Linked DNA regions of Homo sapiens: all the other regions are linked to region 3. The links are chromatin loops, found by intact Hi-C in ENCODE. Cell type or tissue: heart left ventricle. All regions are shown on one strand. Links, peaks and the distances in the headings refer to the core of each region. The heading gives the core; the rest is flanking DNA.

Region 1 (5,896 bases), core at 342-5,341, 84 kb before region 3:
AATTCCTGTTCACCTGAAACTGTCCTCACAGGATGAACAAGAACTGGACAGAATATAGTTACAATTAAGCATTAATCATGCTGCACTTTGACACACTTCCTTATAGCTGAAAGCCAGATAACACTAGATACTCACCATTTGCATTCCTATTGTTCCTAAAAATAGGGTTTCTGATATTAGTATCTTAAGGCTTTTATTTGGGAATTGCTTAAGATGTTTTTCACATCCGGAATTCCAGCGAAACAGCTGACATCATCCAGTTTAAAGACCCCAAAGAAGAATAAAAACAGCCTGAGAATATGGTTTCTTTATCTCCTTGTTCCATGATTTCAGCCTGCAATCTTACCGATCAACAATCACCACACTTCGGCCCACTCCAAAACTCTTAAAAACCCTAGCCCCAAACTCCTCAAGGAGGCAGATGTGAGGTTTCTTCCCATCATCTTGTCCAGCAGCCTCACAAGTAAACCTCTTTATCTGCTGCAACCCAGGGTCTCAGTGTATTGACTTGCCATGCACATCAGGCAATGAACCTATTACACTTACACATTTTTAAGGCCCAACTTGAAGGCTCGTCAACTATGTGAAATGTTCTCAAGCTGAATCTGAGTCCTATTTCTGCGCTGTTGAACTGCTTTGCCACACTACTGTCTACTCTCTGGGCTGAACCCATTGGGGGCAGGAGTCATATTTCAGTCAGTCAGTCAATCAGTCAGTTCATCAACAAATGATTCTTGGGTACCTATTCTATCCCAGACACTGTGCTGGGCACTGCAAATACCCCCATGAGCAAGATAGACAAGACTTCTCTCCCCTAGGAGCTGGGATCTGGGGTGGGATGCCAACAGATCAAGAGGCAATTGCAAAGCACTGTGAGAAGTAGCAGTTCTGAAGATGAAGAGTGCAGGGAAATACGCCCCAGGCAGAAGGAACGGCATATGGGAATGCTGGTGGCAAGAGAAAACATTCCTCACATATCATTACATTTAGGAGAGAGAGATGCCCAGTATTACCAGAGAATAATACTGTCAAGAGTCTGGCAAGAGATGAGGGCAGAGAGGAGACCAAGGACTGCATTATTCTGCATCTTTTGAGCCCTTTGAGAAGTCTAAACTTCCTCCTAGGAGCAATGAGGAGCCTCTGAAAAGTTTTAAGCAGGGAAATGGCATCTCAGATTCGCACATTGAAAGATAATTCTGGCTGCAACTCAAAGAACAGACAAGCAGGAGATATTACTGGAGGCAGGGACAGCAGTTAGGAAAGACTGATGAGAAGGGATGGTGGTCTGCTCCATAGGGGTACAGCGGGAATGAAGATAAATGGGTACTGGCAGTGGTATCCTGCAGGTAAAATGGATGGGTTTGGTGGCTTATTGGTTATGGCTGCAGGTGAAGGATAGAGGTGGCAATGGAGGGGAAGACTGGGTGGAAGCTCTCAGGCTCCTTTCTTGAACAATGTTTAATGGGAGTGTGTTAGTTTCCAAGGGCTGTCATAACAAAGTACACCACACTCGTGGCTTAGAACAACAGTCATTTATTGTTTCACAGTTCTGGAGGCCAGAAGTTTAAAATCAAGGTGTCAGCAGAGTCATGCACCTTCTGAAGGCACTAAGGAAGGATCTGTTTCAGGCCTCTCTCTTAGCTTTCAATTCAACCCACAAAATGGGGAAAGGTACTGTTATTCCCTAAGACCCCCACAGAGGAAAGCTCATGCAGTAGAACAGGTTTGCCGATAGAGAGATGAATCCTTGAGCTTGGGGCATGTTGAGCTTGGCGAGCCTGTGGAAACCCATGAGAAGATATATAGAAAAGTATTTGATACATTGGGTTGGTGTTTTGGAAAAGGAGGGTATGGAATGGGCTGGGAATATAAACTTGAGAGTCTTTGGCTTATAGGGTGGATAAGACAGTGAACATTTGGGAATGGCCAGACCTCCTGAGGGGAAAGGGAGCAATTCATCTCTGCAGCCCCAGAACCTAGCCCAGGCCCTGCCGTTGCTGTAAAGGTTCAGTGAAAAACTGCCTGATGGAATGAAAGGATTTCTTCAACTTTTCATTAGTTTGAGATAAGAAGGCTTTGCATGGGTGATTGCTTACCCTCCTCTGGCTCTGTGACCTGAAGGGAGTGTACTTTGTGGCAATGAGAAACAAGCATCCTTAGGTTTCACTTTACAGTCTCCTTCAGTGTAATTTAGAAAATTTGCCCAGAGCTTCTCACTCAGCATCTAGGGAAAGCCACCAGGTTGTGCCCATCTCTTGACTTATAAGAACATGAACAGAAGAAAGACATATGCGTCTTGCTTTAGTTTGCAGCAACACTTCCTTTTTTACTTACAAATCTTCACCTTTGCCGTCTGCCCAGCCTTTTCAAAAAACTGTAATAAAGTTTCCAAATAAAGCCTTTTCTGTACCACCTGCTTTCCCCCCACAGCCCAAGACTGATGGTCATTTGATCTTGGGAGTATCTGGAGCGTGTTGTTCTCCCACCTGGCTGTGCTGGAGCAGAAGCTGCTGGGGGACAGTGGGTGGAGCTGTGGAGCAGTGTCATCATCTGCTGGGCAGTTGATCCAGGTTCCTTTGTGCCTGTTGCCTGGTGACACCCAGAGGCCCCTCTCTCAGAGCCACACTCTGGCTTGCTATTGGTCCGGTGGTGGCATTTGTTGACAATAGACACTTCCCTGGCTCCAGGTTCTGAAAGAGGCCTGGGAGCTTTGGTTTCAAGCTACAGTGCTCATTTAAATGCATTTCTTTAACTCTTTGTGTCCCCTTCCAGGAAAGTTCAGCGAGAGTGTGCACCCTGACCCTCTGGCAAGGTTCTCCCCTTCACCCTAGAGTGCAGCTGGACTCAGATGGTTTCTTCTCTGCTATGCTGCTGTGGCAGGACAGTTTTCTTCTCACCTCTTCCTGGGTTTTTTTGTGGCTGCTTAAACAAACAGGCTTTGTCGGCAAGACAAGTCATCCAAGTTGAGCTAGGAAGTAGTTGATATTAGCAAGAGAAAGGTTTGTTTTTAGGATGTCATATTCTGAAGACTATGAAAGACCAGAGCCTCTTCTTAGAGGTCCCAGGAACTGTAGATACAATCTATGCCTTCCTGAAACAGAGCTGGGGCCAGGCACAATAGAGGGGGAGCAGAAGACTGAGGTGACTCTGGGGGAGGTGATGAGGGTGGGAAAGAAAACAGAGAAGGGCTTCTGAATGTCCCCAAGGTGGGCCCTGTTTGATCAGTGAGTGGATTTATGGCCCAAAGGGGTGGCATCATTTAAGGAGCTCAGTCCCCCACTTGGTGAGTGCCTGGCATCTGGGATCCTCAGGCAGCTCCCCAGACACTCCCCATCTGCTTCTTCCTCCCTACCTTCTGGGTACCCTTTAGAGAATGCGTCAGCTGAGGGTTAGAGTATGGATAAGTTGGGTCGAGGCAGCTGCAGTGTGGACCAGAAGCTGCCCAATTCTGGCTGGTTCCTCGAAGAACCCACTCAGATCTTTTTTTTTTTTTTTTTTTTTTTGAGACGGAGTCTCGCTCTGTCGCCCAGGCTGGAGTGCAGTGGCGGGATCTCGGCTCACTGCAAGCTCCGCCTCCCGGGTTCACGCCATTCTCCTGCCTCAGCCTCCCAAGTAGCTGGGACTACAGGCGCCCGCCACTACGCCCGGCTAATTTTTTGTATTTTTAGTAGAGATGGGGTTTCACCGTTTTAGCCGGGATGGTCTCGATCTCCTGACCTCGTGATCCGCCCGCCTCGGCCTCCCAAAGTGCTGGGATTACAGGCGTGAGCCACCGCGCCCGGACCCCACTCAGATCTTTTAAACCTGGTACTGCTTGTAGGAATATACAGGCCCAGACTCCCGGCAAACTGCCCTGCCTATACTCCACACCTCGTACCCTCTCTCTCCTCCCACCTAGAACAAAACCACTTTTAGGCAGGGAAGGCAGAGGCTCTTGCAAAGACCAAGCAAGGGATGAGGGAAACCTGATGAACGCTTCCCTTCCCTTCTGTTGAGCCTTGCAGCCAACTGCCCAAGCTCTAGCCTACACTCCGACAGGAGGCCCCAAGGGGACCTCAAAACAGGAGAAGACATTCTGAGGCTTCTGAAACTGTGTCATCAAGATTAATTGACCTATGTCTATAGTAGCCAGTACTCCAGAGCAAGTAGGGTTTGGAGCTGGGGCAGAAGTTCCAGGTCCCTGTGACTGGGAGACATGTGCACCAGGTCCCAGTGACCCATGGGTCACAGAGATTTCTGCTAAGCCTCCCTGGAGCCCAGTGTCCCAGTTGTCTCTGTCTGAAGTGCGCTGTTGTGTTAGATTCATCAAGAGGGTCCCTCCCTCCAACAGGGCTGCGGGTCCTATTTACACAGCTTCTTTCATTGTCTTTTGTTTTTTTGAGACGGAGTTTCGCTCTCTTTGCCCAGGCTGGAGTACAATTGCACGATCTCAGCTCACTGCAACCTCTGCCTCCCAGGTTCAAGCAGTTCTCCTGCCTCAGCCTCCTGAGTAGCTGGGATTACAGGCATGTGCCACCACACCCAGCTAATTTTTGTATTTTTAGCAGAGACGGAGTTTCACCATGTTGGCCAGGCAGGTCTCGAAATCCAGACTTCAAGTGATCTATCCACCTCGGCCTCCCAAAGTGCTGGGATTACAGATGTGAGCCACCACATCCGGCTTAGCTTCTTTCATTTTCTCAGGTCCTCTTTCTGCCAGCAACAGTTGTTCTGCAGTGTTTCTAGTGTGACTCCTCCTTGTGCATGCACCCGAGTTCTGAGAAAAAGAAGCCATTTATCCCCAGTTCAGGTGCAATATGTCTGCTGAAAACATGGTAGTATTTTGCCATCATCAATTTACTCATCCATTTGAACTAAGAGCCAGTCAGAAAGGTTGGGTGCAGCCAGGCTTTAGTTCTGTTTTGTTTTTGCTTTTGTTTTTCAGAAAGAGGAAATTGGCACTAATTTGAGCACAATTGCTTGCAAACATTTTACTGATTTTTTGTTGTTTTGATCTTGCTTATAGGAATTATTGAGAAAAGAAAAATCTTGGGATGATAAATATGGTAAGATCCATTTAATATTAAAAGTGAAAAGGAGGTGGGTTTCACAGAGAGTAGACCAGTGGTCTTGCAATCAATTCTGAGAAAGATTCTGAAACAAAAATTTTAAGATATTCTATTAAGTCCCTAACAAAATACCAAGCTCGGTGGTTTCAACAACAGAAGTTTATTGTCTCACAGTTCTGGAGTCAAGAAGTCTGAGATCAAGGTGTCAGCAGGGTTGCCCCTCTCCTAGCTTCTGGTGGTTTTCTGGCAGTCTTTGACATTCTTTGGCTTGTAGAAGCATCACCGTGCACTCAGCCTTCATCTTCACATAACACTGTCTGTTTGTGTGTGTGTGTGTGTTTGTGTCCAAATTCCCTCTTTTTCTAAAGATACTAGTCATATTGGATTGGGGTCCACCCTACTCCAGTACGACTTGATCTTGAGTGCTTACATCTGCACTGACCCTATTTCCAAATAAGGTCGCATTCTAAGGCACTGCACCTTAGGGCTTCAACTATGAATTTTGGGGGAACACAACCATAACTGAGAGCTTTTGAGCATTTGGTAAAACAACCAGTCATTTCTAGAAACCAATCTGAGCACACTAAGAACAAACTGTCAATCTAAGCAGATTGCCTACTGTCGGGGCTCAGAACACGATACCCCAAAGTACGGTGCCTTTGGGTCTTCATTTCTGAATCCTCTTGTATCACATAAAACTTTGATTAAGCAAATCTGTCACGCTTTTCTCTTGTTAACCCGTTTTTTGTTGTAGGAGCATCGGCCATGGCCCTGACTATGGGAAGGAAAGGTATCACACTTTTTCTGCCCCCACCCACTGTCCCAGGGTTAAAGATGAGTAACTAGAT
Region 2 (5,896 bases), core at 450-5,449, 71 kb before region 3:
CTTTGAGCAGGAAATGCAGTAGGGAGGAGAATGGGAAATTCTAAAATCATGCCAAGAGAGGAAATGGCCAGTGCTGGTTGGGCTGAGAAGAATGGGGCCCCTTGCCCTACTTCACTCCTGGTCTGCTCTTGGGAACAGCCTATATACAAGGTGCTTGACAGCACAGGATAGGGACAGAGGGGTACGTGTCATGTTGGCCACTCCTGGCTGTTTGGAGCCAACACTGATATTACACTGTGTCTGGAGAAGGAAAGCAGGCAATGAGGCTGGGCAACACACAGGAGAGCTCTGTCCCATCACCAACTCCACCTGCCTCCCATATCCATCTCAAAGGAGGCAGCACGCTGCAGCGAAGAAGAAACTGGGGAGGGAGTTCAGAGTCAGGAGCTTTAGCCTCCATCTCTGCCGTTTACTTGCCTTTTGGTATTGACCAGCCATTGATACTCTCCAAGACACTGGTCTTGTTTCTCTTCTATTGCTCTAATGAAGAAGGTGGGTTAGGGATCCTCCCAAATCTCAAGGTCTAAGACTCTCCCACCAGTTGGCTGTAATTTGGTTATCCAGCCTCAGCTTCCTATACTGGATTTCCATTCACCCTTTGCTCCAGTCACAGCAGAACATTCCCCGAACCTGCCCTGTATTTTCCTTCCTCTATTCCTTTGTTCACATGGCTTCCATCCAAACATCTCTTACTTTCTTTCTTTTTCTTTCTTTCTTTCTCTTTCTTTCTTTTTCTTTCTTCCTTTCTCTCTTCCTTCCTATCCTCCTCTCCTTCTTCTTTTCTTTTCTTTTTTTTCTTTTCTTTCTTCCTTTCTTTCTTCCTTTCTCTCTTCCTTCCTATCCTCCTCCTCCTTTTTTCTTTTCTTTTCTTTCTTTCTTCCTTCCTCTCTTTCTTTCTTTCTTTCTTTCTTTCTTTCTTTCCTTCTTTCTTTCTTCTTTCTTTTTCTCTTTTTCTTTTCTTTCTTTCTTAGTGTCTCACTCTGTTGCCCAGGCTGGAGTACTCTCTCTCTCTTTCTCTTTTTCTTTCTTTTTTTCAGAGTCCCACTCTGTTGCCCAGGCTGGAGTGCAGTGGTGCAATCTCTGCTCACTACATTTTCCACCTTCTGGGTTCAGGTGATTCTCATGTCTCAGCCTCCTGTATAGCTGGGACCACAGGCGCACACCACCACACTGCCTAATTTTTATATATTTTGTAGAGATGGGTTTCTCCATGTTGCCCAGTCTGGTCTCAATAACTCCAGCGTTCAAGCAGTCCATCCACCTCAGCATCCCAAAGTTCTGGGATTACAGGCATAAGCCACCACACCTGGTCCTCTCAGTTTCATTTATTGAAATCCTGCATTTCTTTCACGAGTAACCCATTCACCTCGTTGGGAGAAAAACTTTCTTTTAAATCCACATGCATGTGGGAGCATTGATAGCCGAGCAGTGAGGAATAAAGGTTTATATACCAACTTCACTGGGGAAAGGGGGTGGGGAGAAAGGGCTTCTGTGAGAGGATAAATGAGCTTTCAGTGGAGATAAATGGAGGGTATGACAATTGGTGATAATGTGTATTTATGCAATTTCTCTGCCTTGTGCTAATGACCAGTCTCCTTGGCTGTCAGCTCTCCTGGAGAGGGGATTTATGGCAATTTCATTTTCAAGGAGCTCTGCCTTTAGTCCGATAAGGGAAGCTCAGAAAAGGCTTCTTTCTGCATCTTCCATATTTCAAATATCTTCATTTTAAAATAGTCTTTATGCCATTCCTGTAGGATGTCAGTCCTGTCAGCCACCCACTCCTGAACACGGTCTCACTGAGTATTCTAGTGAGAAACCTCAGATAATTTCCACCAGCTCTGTATGCCTCAGTTTACTCTTCTGTAAAATAGGGATAATGTTTCCTATTGTAGTAAAGATTGCACGAGCTAATATAAGGCAGTTAGAACAGTGCCTGCTGTTATGAGCATTGCCTGCTGTTATTATTTTCTACTCAGTCCCCATTCCCTACTAGAGATGTGTGAAGAATAAGAATAACTACGGCTGGGGATTTAGGAGTTATCTCAGAGGCAAAATACTTTGAAAGCAGACATCTTTCGGTAGACTTTAGTTTTCTTCCTTTTTTTTGTTTTTGTTTTTTTTTTTTGTTTTTTTTGTTTTTGGCTTATCACTCGATGGTCTTACACTTCCAATGGCCGTAAGAATTACTGTCCAGGGTTGTAAATGCACAACAATGTCTTCTCTATTTGCAGTCTGTAAATGATGTTGAGGGATAATTTTGACCACATGTGATTTTTGTCTCTTGCATGCACTCTATTTAGAATCTAAACAGTGACTCTTCTTTGTGGGTTTGGTTTTAACTAGAGAGCCTTTCTCCCTGAGTTATTGATGAAGCCCTGCATGGGAAGTAGTGAAGGGTCTGCAGTAACCCAGCTGAGTTCCTCTGTTTTCTTGCTCTGGTTCTACTTTCAGTGGTAGTCCACAGTGTCAATGCAAAGGGTTTAGAGCTCTCAGAAATGCCCCAAATCCAAACCTTAAAAGGCTGGCTTTCTGGCTGAATTATTCACTGTTTAGAAACTGTATTTGAACAGCCTGTAAGCCATTCACTATTGTGGGGAAATGTAAATGAGGGACTCTGATCTCACACTGGGCAAATGCCTAATCAAGTGGGTGTCACCCAGGCAAGAAGGCCACAGAGATGCAAATGGACACTTTTAGACAAAGGTAAACCTATCACTGTGCCAGGATGGTGCCTTAAAGCTGGGCAGTGAGACCACAATGGAAAGGAACAACCCACGGGACCCTTGATATAGACAGAGTCAGAAAGGAAAAGAAGGAAGCTGAGCCCCATCCTTGGAATAACAGTGGAGGTTAAAAGCCCTACAGAATCTATTCTCTACATTCTGGGAGAGGTCAGGAAGTCTGGCCCAGTAGAAAATAAAAACCTTACATAGTTTTACTTATTGAGTCTTACAGAGTCCAGCATTTGTGCTACGTCCCCGTATTTGTAACTCTTTTTCTCTCTGCCTGTGCTTCTATTGGAAGCAGCAGTTAGACTCGTGAATCTGTCCTTATGGAGAGCCAGGAGAGATTGCTGCCTCCCTCCTCACCAGGCTCACATGGGGAAGAAAAGGGCCGTAAGGTATCCAATAAGTGGAAGCAACTGCTGAAAAGGCCAAGTCTGAGTCCCTGGGACCTGCTGTAAGTCAGCAAAGAGAGCCTAGAAAGCAAGCCAGGGCCCAAGAAAGTATGAAATCCTGTGTGAGGCCAAACAACCACTGCAATATTAAACTTAAAACACCTACCCCATCCCATGCTACAGTTATTTTTATTCTTTTTTTTTTTATTTTTATTTTTTATTTTTGAGACGGAGTCTCGCTCTGTCGCCCAGGCTGGAGTGCAGTGGCGGGATCTCGGCTCACTGCAAGCTCCGCCTCCCGGGTTCACGCCATTCTCCTGCCTCAGCCTTCCAAGTAGCTGGGACTACAGGCGCCCGCCACTACGCCCGGCTAATTTTTTTGTATTTTTAGTAGAGACGGGGTTTCACCGTTTTAGCCGGGATGGTCTCGATCTCCTGACCTCGTGATCCGCCCGCCTCGGCCTCCCAAAGTGCTGGGATTACAGGCGTGAGCCACCGCGCCCGGCTTACAGTTATTTTTAATATGTGCCTGATGTCTCCCTTGAGATTCTAAGCAAACTGAGGGCAGGAAGCATTCTTGGTTATGTTGTCACTCCCAGGGTCTGTCTATCACAGAGTTTTGCACGCAGAAGGCACACTTTAATTATTTATTGCTGTGTAACAAACCACCCTGAAACTTAGTGGCTTTGAAACAGTTTATTGTTTCTCATGGTTCTACCTTTTGGCTGTGTTTGGCACAGCAGTTTGTCTGTTCTACGTGACATCTGCTGGGTCACTGGTTACGCTGTGTTGCAGGCCACTTTGGCTATGCTGGAAGGGTCTTGAAGACCTCACTCATGTCTAGCATTTAAGCACTCCTCTACTTGGCCTTTCTTTCCATTCAGGAGTCTAGCCAAAGCTTCTTTCCAGCATGCGGATTATCCAAGAGCAAAAGTAGGAGCTACCAGGCCTCTTAAAGGCTACACTCAAAACTGGCATAACCATTACCTCCATCACATTCTATTGGTCACAGCAGGTTACAAGGCCAGGCCAGATTCAAGAGAAGGGGAAATAGGCTCTGTTTCTTGATGGGAGGAGGGGCATGCTTATATTGGGAGGAGAAGAATTATGGCCACCATCTTTGGACACTAGCACAATGTACTTGCTCAATATGTATGGAATTTATTTTCCAATATGAGGACTAGCGGTGAATATGGCCTAATCAAGGAAGCTTACACTTTTCTTCTATTTATATGTCACTGTTTCTGGTTTCATAAAACAACAAACTAGACCAGCACTGTCCAGAAGAAACATAATGTGAGTCACAAATATGACCCACATATGTAATTTTTAATTTTCTTGTAGCTACATTCACTAAGTAAACAGAAACAGGTGAAATTAATTTTAATATTTATTTTATTCAACCCACTATATCCAACATATATCATTTCAACATGTTACCAACTGAAAATCATTAATGAGATATTTTACATTCTTTTTTATTTTTGTACTCTATTTCAAAATTTGGTGTGTTACACACTTACAGCACATCTCAATTTGCACTAGCTACATTTTAAGTGCTTAATAGCCACATGTGACAAGTGACTATCATTTGGACAGGTGCTAGACAGTCCATTAATTTTTCTTACCTCTACAGTAAGGAAAAGTAGATGATAAAGTACAGCAGGCGGCACTATAATGCATATTTTTAGTGCTATTGTGAGCAAAAATGATAGAGAATACATGAAATGCTCCTCAAGTACCTTGCATACAATAAAGGCTCATTAAATATTGCTTCCATTTCATTGTTGACAGGTATTTCATTGCCCTCTTAAGCTTGCTCAAATTAAGGCTACGTGTTCCTTGAGCCAGAGAGCATTTATAACCTGCTTTTACCTGATGCTATTAACCAGGTTTCTTTCTTTTCTTTCTTTCTTTCTTTTATTTATTTATTTTTTTTCGGTTAAGAGACAAGGTCTCCCTCTGTTGCCCAGGCTAGAGTGTAATGGTGTGATCTCGACTCACTGCGGCCTCGACTTCCCGAGCTGAAGCAGTCCTCTCACCTCAGCCTCCCAAGTAGCTGGGACCATAGGTGCATGCCACCATACATGGCTAATTTTATTTTTATTTTTTTTGTAGAGACAAAGTCTCACTATGTTGCCCAGACTGGTATTGAACTCCTTGGCTCAAGTGATCCTCCTGTGTCGGTCTCCCAAAGTGCTGATATTACAGGAACGAGCCACCATGCCCAGTCCATCTTTCTTATTTCTCAAAATTTCTTAACTTTCTATTTCTCTCTGCGCATCTGCTCCACTTTCTTCTTCCAGCTGACCAGAATCCTCTCTGCATACATACTTCACTATGGCTTCCCCAGCCTCTTTTGTTATGACACGACTTTTTGATACATCTGACCTGCTGATGACTGGCTTGGATTCTCCACATTTCCCGGTTCCCAACAGTGGTAATCTGATTGGCCTAATTAATGTCTTTTCATGCCACTTCACATCCTATAATTGATAATTGGCTGCCTTGGGTTCAACCCACCCTTGGTCTCTAATCAGTTGTGGTTAGGGAAGCACCTTCTTATGGTACTCAATATGGCCACCTGGAAATGGGGGGCTGCCCGTGTGGTAGTATCCCTTAGAGGGGTGTGGCCAGACATACTGGTTGATATGGAAATGCTCTATTTCACTCTCCATCACTGGGATTTCCCCACTGAGCTCATCAGTCTGGCCCCAACAGAAAGAAGGTTTCCTCCCTTTACTTGCTACCATCCTTGACCTCTAGGATAGCTTCACC
Region 3 (5,896 bases), core at 588-5,587:
TGTCTGCTGGCAGTTCCTGATGTTCCTTGGTTATGCAGACACTACTCCTGTCACATAGCTGTCCTCTCCCTGTGCATCTTCACATCATCTCTCCTCTGTGCCTATCTCTTTGCCCACATTTTTTTTAGATGGAGTCTCACTATGTTGCCCAGGCTGGAGTAGCAGTGGTGCAATTTTGGCTCACTACAACCTCCGCCTCCTGGGTTCAAGTGATTCTCCCACCTCAGCCTCCCGAGTAGCTGGGATTACAGGCACCCACCATCATTCCCAGTTAATTTTTGTATTTTTATAGAGACAGGGTTTCCCCATGTTGGCCAGGCTGGTCTTGAACTGCTGACCTCAAGTGATCCACCTGCCTCGGCCTCCCAGAGTGCTGGGATTACAGGTATGAGCAACTGCACCTGGTCTCCAAATTTCCCTTTTTTAAAAAATTTTTTTCTTCTGTCCTCACAATTTGTTCCCACAAATTTCCCCTTTTATAAGGACATTGGTCACACTGGGTTAGGGCCCATCTCAATGACTTTCTTTTAAGGTAACTACCTCTGTAAAGATCCTATTCCCAAATAAGGTCACATTCTGAGGTACTGAAGATTAGTACTTCGACATTTTTTTTGCAGGGGCCGGGGGACACAATTCAAGCCATAACAATGGGAAATGATGTCTACTTGTCCATAACCATTCATTTCAGACACTCCAGCAGTCAGGAGTCTCTCACAGAATTTCTGTGATTGCCATGGCCTACGCCATCCTGTTTATCTGCATTTCCTCTCCTGTGTTCAAATGCGCTGCTCCTGTTACAACACACAGCACCCATTACCCCATGTCTTCAATATTTTCAACAACTCACCTAATAAGATCAGGAATTTCATGCATTTAGTAATTTAAGATGGAGAACTGGTTGCAGGGAACAATCTCATCAGGTAGCTGCCATCTTTCTCACTTCACCTCTTTCCAGAAGCCTGGACAGTTTCCATCCCAGGATCCTCCCAAGAGACCCTCTTTCCTCCAGCTCCCTGGAAGACATATTCCAGTTCTCACCTCCCGCCCCCACTTGGACTGCTCCTCTCACAGAGACTGCTGTCAGACCACCCTTACCTCCTCAGCCACCTCCTCCTGCCCACAATTCAGCAAATTAATATTTTCTCCACTTATAGCATTTCTATGGATTCTTTATGTAATGGCATTAAGCTAGATGCTGATGATACAACACAGAGCAAGACACACATACACACACACTATATATATACACAGTATATATGTGTGTGTATATATATATAGACACTATATATGTGTGTATGTATATATATATATAGACACTATATATGTGTGTATATATATATAGCGTGTATATGTGTGTATATATATATGTATGTGTGTATATATATATATGTGTGTGTATATATATTCCCTGTCAATATGATGTATACAGCCTGGTGGGGAAGGCAGATGTTAACTGCGTGGTTGCAAGTGTGATTAGTATGATGACTGTACAGAAGAAATGTGCTGGGTGTGTATAACAATAACAAGTGCTGCAACTTTTTAATGAGGTTGTATTGCATGCCAGGCACTATTCTAGGTCATGAGAAATCACTATTCTCATGGAGCTTATATTCTAATGGGCAACAGAGACCAATAAAAATGTTAGATAGTAGTAAGGGCTACCAAAAAAAAAAATCAGGATAAAGGAGTAAAGCAGCCTAGGGGTTGTTTTGGTTAGGATCAGGTTTAATTGCACAGGACAGGCAACAAAAATAAAGGTGGCATAATATAAGGTTTGTTTGTTTCTCTGACATGGAGAAATCCAGAGGTAGACAGTCCAGGACTTTTAGAGTAGTTTCAAGATCATCAAGCACCCTCTATATTTCTTCTCTGCCATTGTTAGTGTGTCTTACATTGGCAAGATTGCCTTATGGTTCAAGGTGTCTGCAAGAGCTCCAGGTATCACATCTGAGGTCCAGAAATGAAAAGGGAGTAAGTGAGTGAGGGCAAATAGGGGGCACCTTTCAGCTGAATCATTTCCTTTTAAGGCACTTTGTCAGAAACATCACCCAACTTCTTGCATTTCAATGACAGGGAGATTGAGAAATGAAATTCATCAACTATATACAATACTACTCAAAATATACCATATAACCAGAGTTTATTTATAAGGAAGAAGGGAAAAAGGTATTGGATAGACAACTTGTCATAGCTGCTGGCCCCATGGAAGACTTTCCAGAGAAGGGGAGGCTTAGGCTGAAGCTGAAAGATGAGTGAGAGTGTCAATGCCAAGAGGAGGGTGAGGGAAACAGCTCCACTGCAGGTTGAACAGCAGCTCTGACATTCCAGAGGGCTGGGACCAAGTTCATCTTTGTCCTTCAGTGCCTAGCTCATATCCTGGCCCAGCACTCATCTCATGAAATATTTGTTTACTAAATATCAGCCCCTGACTGAGTGCTTTTGCCACCTTACATATGTCTCTACTCTAAGAGGAATATCCCCCAAAGAGATTCTCTCAGTTACTTCCATTCTGCTTACAGCAAAGCAAATGACTCTTGGGGAAAAATCATCTGGTGCCCAGATACAAATAGGCCATGCACTGAGGTATCCATAAGTCAAAATATGGAAAATGCACTGCAGTAAAAGCTGATCACAATGTCCCCATGAATCAAGAACACTGTTTCACAGACCAGGGAAGCTCCCACACTAGGTGTCCTTTGTTGTTTATAGCCACAGAAGCTGCTGAGGTGGGAGCTAAGGCAAGGAAATGAGAAGAAACCTGCCCAGCCCTTCCTGTTGATGAGATTCCAATGGAGACTGGTTCTCACATTTAGTGATTATTGAGCCAAGTCTGGGAGTTCTGGCACAGGGCCAGACACCACTCGCTGGCAGGCCTGGGACGTTTGCATGGAGCAGCACAGGGGAGAGAGTAGATAAATATGTGCCTTGCTCAGAGCCTGGCATGTGATAGGTGTTCAGTAAATATTGGCTCCCTGAATGGCCGGGGCACTTGAGAAAAGGTTTACAGAGGAGTGATATTTGAACAGATCATAAAGGATAAGTAGGGGTTCTTGCAAGGGAGGGAAGAAGAGACAGATATTTCAGATGGGAGGAGTGCTGTGTGCAAACGGAGAGTGGTATGGACAGCATAGCATGTTCAGGAAACCTCAAGTGGTTCAATGGGTCTGGGGGAGAGTGGAGTGGGAGATGAGGCTGTTAAGATGTATTGTGCAGGACAGGGCTGAGATGTTTGGGCATTCTCCAGTGGGTAATAGAGAGTTTTGATGAATGCTGAACAGAGGAGGAACATGCTCAGAGTTACAGGGTCATTTGTCCCCTTGTCCTTAGCCACTGCCCCAGTGCAAACCTTCCCGAGTCACGACCCTGCTTCCATTGACTGACCTCCCGCTGTTCCCTCACCCCAGACCTTTTCCTCTCTCCATTCCAATTCCTGGCATCACCGTGGGTCCTTTGGGTCTCCTAACAGCTTTGGCTTCTGGCTTCGGTGACCCTCACCTTCAGCAGACCTCTTCAGCCACCCACTGCCAGGGCCTCATTATGGACCGTCTCCACCTTGAGAAAGTCAAACCCTGGTTGTTCCCTTCCTCTGTCATTGACTGAGCAGCCAGAGGGGTCAGGTCACATCATTCACCTGCTTAAATCTGTTCCCTGATAATCAGGACATTGCAAATACAATCCAAACTCCTTCCTGTGGCCTCCTGGGCTCTGCATGTTGTGCCTCCCACCTACTTCTTCAGCCTCATCTCGGATCTCCCTCCCCCTTGTCTGCCATTCTTCCTTGGACCTTCATCCTTTTACAACTACAGTCGTATCTTTACCCCATCATACCAAACCTCTCAAATGAGTTCTTATTCCTTGCTGTCTCCAACTTCCCACTTCCCACTTGCTCCTCAAGCCACTGAATGTGGCTTTGGTTTCCACCAATCTACTCGCACTACTCTTTTCAAGGTTATATTTATACATTGCCAAACCTGATGAGGTCAGGTGGCCATCTAGTCTTGAAACTCACTCCCTCAAAGGTCATTTTCACAATGTTACCTTTTCCTTCTTTTCCTACTTCTCTGTTCTTTCTTAGTCTTTGTGTATTCCTCTCCTTTTATCTACTGTTTAAATATCAGTCTTCTCCAGAGCCCCATCTTCAGTCTTCTTCCCTTCCCACTCTACACATTTCTTTGAGCAGCTAAATCCCTGTCCATGGCTGCCCCGTCCTGTCTTCAGATAATATCCACACACACACACCTCAACTCAATATCTTCCAAAGTAACTTCACCACCTCTTACCCCCACTGCTGGCCAAGACCTATTCCACACCATCTAAGGAGCCCCCACCCGTATCTTTCCCTATGCCCAAGCTGGAATACTGAGATTCATTCTAGGCTACTCCTCTCTCACCCTATACCAATGATTCATCATGACATGTGAATGAGGCTAGCTCCTAAACAGCTCGTACATGTCTGTTTTTCCCATGCCCTAGTTCAGGTCCTTTTCAACTCTCTTCTAAAATGGACCACCTGATTCCTGGGTTCTCTGCTTTTTTTCTTTTTTCATCCTTGCTTGACTCTGAAGGACCACGTCTTAGTAAACTTGATGTCCTCTGGGACTGCCAGAGTGTCTGTCACCTAGTAGATACCTGTAGTAGGTGTTTGTGACTCTATGAATGAAAGAATGGACAAATGGGACAAGGCACTTGGCATCGCCCAGTTCAGTATAATATGTTTGCAACACTAAAATGTACTAATCTCTGTTGTCACAGCAACTGTTTTAGGCACTTATTATTCTTAACCTCTCTGGTTAAATAATTTGACTAAGGTCATAGAATTAGTAAGTGGAAAAGCCTGGATTTGAACTACTGGGATCAAACCTTAAATGTTCCACCAAATCATAGAGCTTTTTCCAGCAGTTGCATTACTTTTAGGTCTTACTAAAAAGCTGATGTTAGCCACATTGATCTTCTACTCTACTGAGCAGTATTGTCTCTAAATGACACTTTTTCCCCTCAGGAAATAAACTGCTTTCATTTCCTCAAAACACAAAGGTTGTCTTCACTGTTGCTTTTCCAAAGAGTGTGTGGTCCTGTGCTACCTAGGTTAAGGCATCTGTCCTGGTATGTACATTTCAAAAACTGCCCCTGGCAACCAAAGGCAGGAAGATTTATATGTTCCTCCGTGGCTTGAGATATCCACCTTCTTGATGATTCTGGTAGCTAGCTATCTCTTAGAAATACTAAAATAGACAAAATATCACCCAAAGAGAGTTTGAGTTCCTGCACTGTCTTCCCCCAAACCTGCTCCTCCTCCTGTATTCCTTATCTCAGTGAATGGCCACCTGTTTCTGAAGCCGGAAATCCAGTCATTATCTGAGTCCTCCCTCCTCCTCCCTCTGCACATCCAAACCAGTGCCAAGCTGAGTCTATTCTTCCTCTGCGGCATCCCATGAGCCTGTCCTCATCTCTCCATCCCAACCACTTTTGCCTTCATTCAGACCCCCACCTGAATCTTACCTGCATCAGGAATCAGCTGCCTGACTCCTGTCTTCACTTCCATTTTGCACACAACAAGCCAGCACACACACTGTTGCCCAAGTCACGCAAGCAGGCAAATTGGCTCATCTTAGGGTTTCTGCCTTTAAGTTTCCAGTGTCTTCTCATTTGTCTCAAGTTAAAGGCCCAAGTCTTCATCATGTCACCTTGGTGGGGACCCATCATGGTCTGGCCCCAACCAACCTCTCCAGCCTCCCCTCCCCACACTGTCCACCTCTCAGCTTGGCTTGTATCATCTCTTCTTCTGCCCTTTTTCACTTTCTAGTTTTCCTATATAGATTGCCCCCCACTCCCTCATTTCATTGGCAAACTCCAACTGGTCATTCAAATCTCAATTTAGCCATCATCTGCTCCCACC

The links. A loop is a pair of places that touch in the nucleus more often than their neighbours do. Peaks named below come from ENCODE experiments on the same cell type or tissue, not always from the same donor. Only the 100,000 strongest peaks of a DNase experiment are listed, where the experiment ranks them.
Region 1: it touches region 3 in a loop (2.3-fold over the local background); 3 of 110 quality-filtered maps call a loop at or near these places.
Region 2: it touches region 3 in a loop (3.0-fold over the local background); 3 of 110 quality-filtered maps call a loop at or near these places.

What each region holds. Positions count from the first base shown.
Region 1 is chr11:13,111,721-13,117,616 of GRCh38, reverse strand. It overlaps LOC105376558 (a long non-coding RNA gene), which reads left to right and starts at 4,636. Exons shown (of 3, transcript XR_931043.1): 1 at 4,636-5,045; 2 at 5,803-5,838. LOC124902635 (a long non-coding RNA gene) reads right to left here and starts at 2,542. Exons shown (of 2, transcript XR_007062599.1): 1 at 2,097-2,542; 2 at 1,518-1,778. RefSeq lists an enhancer at 5,887-5,896. In heart left ventricle, for the core only: a CTCF peak has its summit at 2,534; no DNase peak of the experiment used is centred there.
Region 2 is chr11:13,099,028-13,104,923 of GRCh38, reverse strand. No RefSeq gene overlaps it. Among named protein-coding and RNA genes, the nearest start is that of RASSF10, 93 kb to the right of the region's middle. RefSeq lists an enhancer at 2,100-3,058. In heart left ventricle, for the core only: no CTCF peak of the experiment used is centred there; no DNase peak of the experiment used is centred there; H3K27ac peaks cover 120 bases.
Region 3 is chr11:13,027,983-13,033,878 of GRCh38, reverse strand. No RefSeq gene overlaps it. Among named protein-coding and RNA genes, the nearest start is that of RASSF10, 22 kb to the right of the region's middle. In heart left ventricle, for the core only: no CTCF peak of the experiment used is centred there; a DNase peak (open chromatin) is centred at 2,858; H3K27ac peaks cover 644 bases; H3K27me3 peaks cover 328 bases.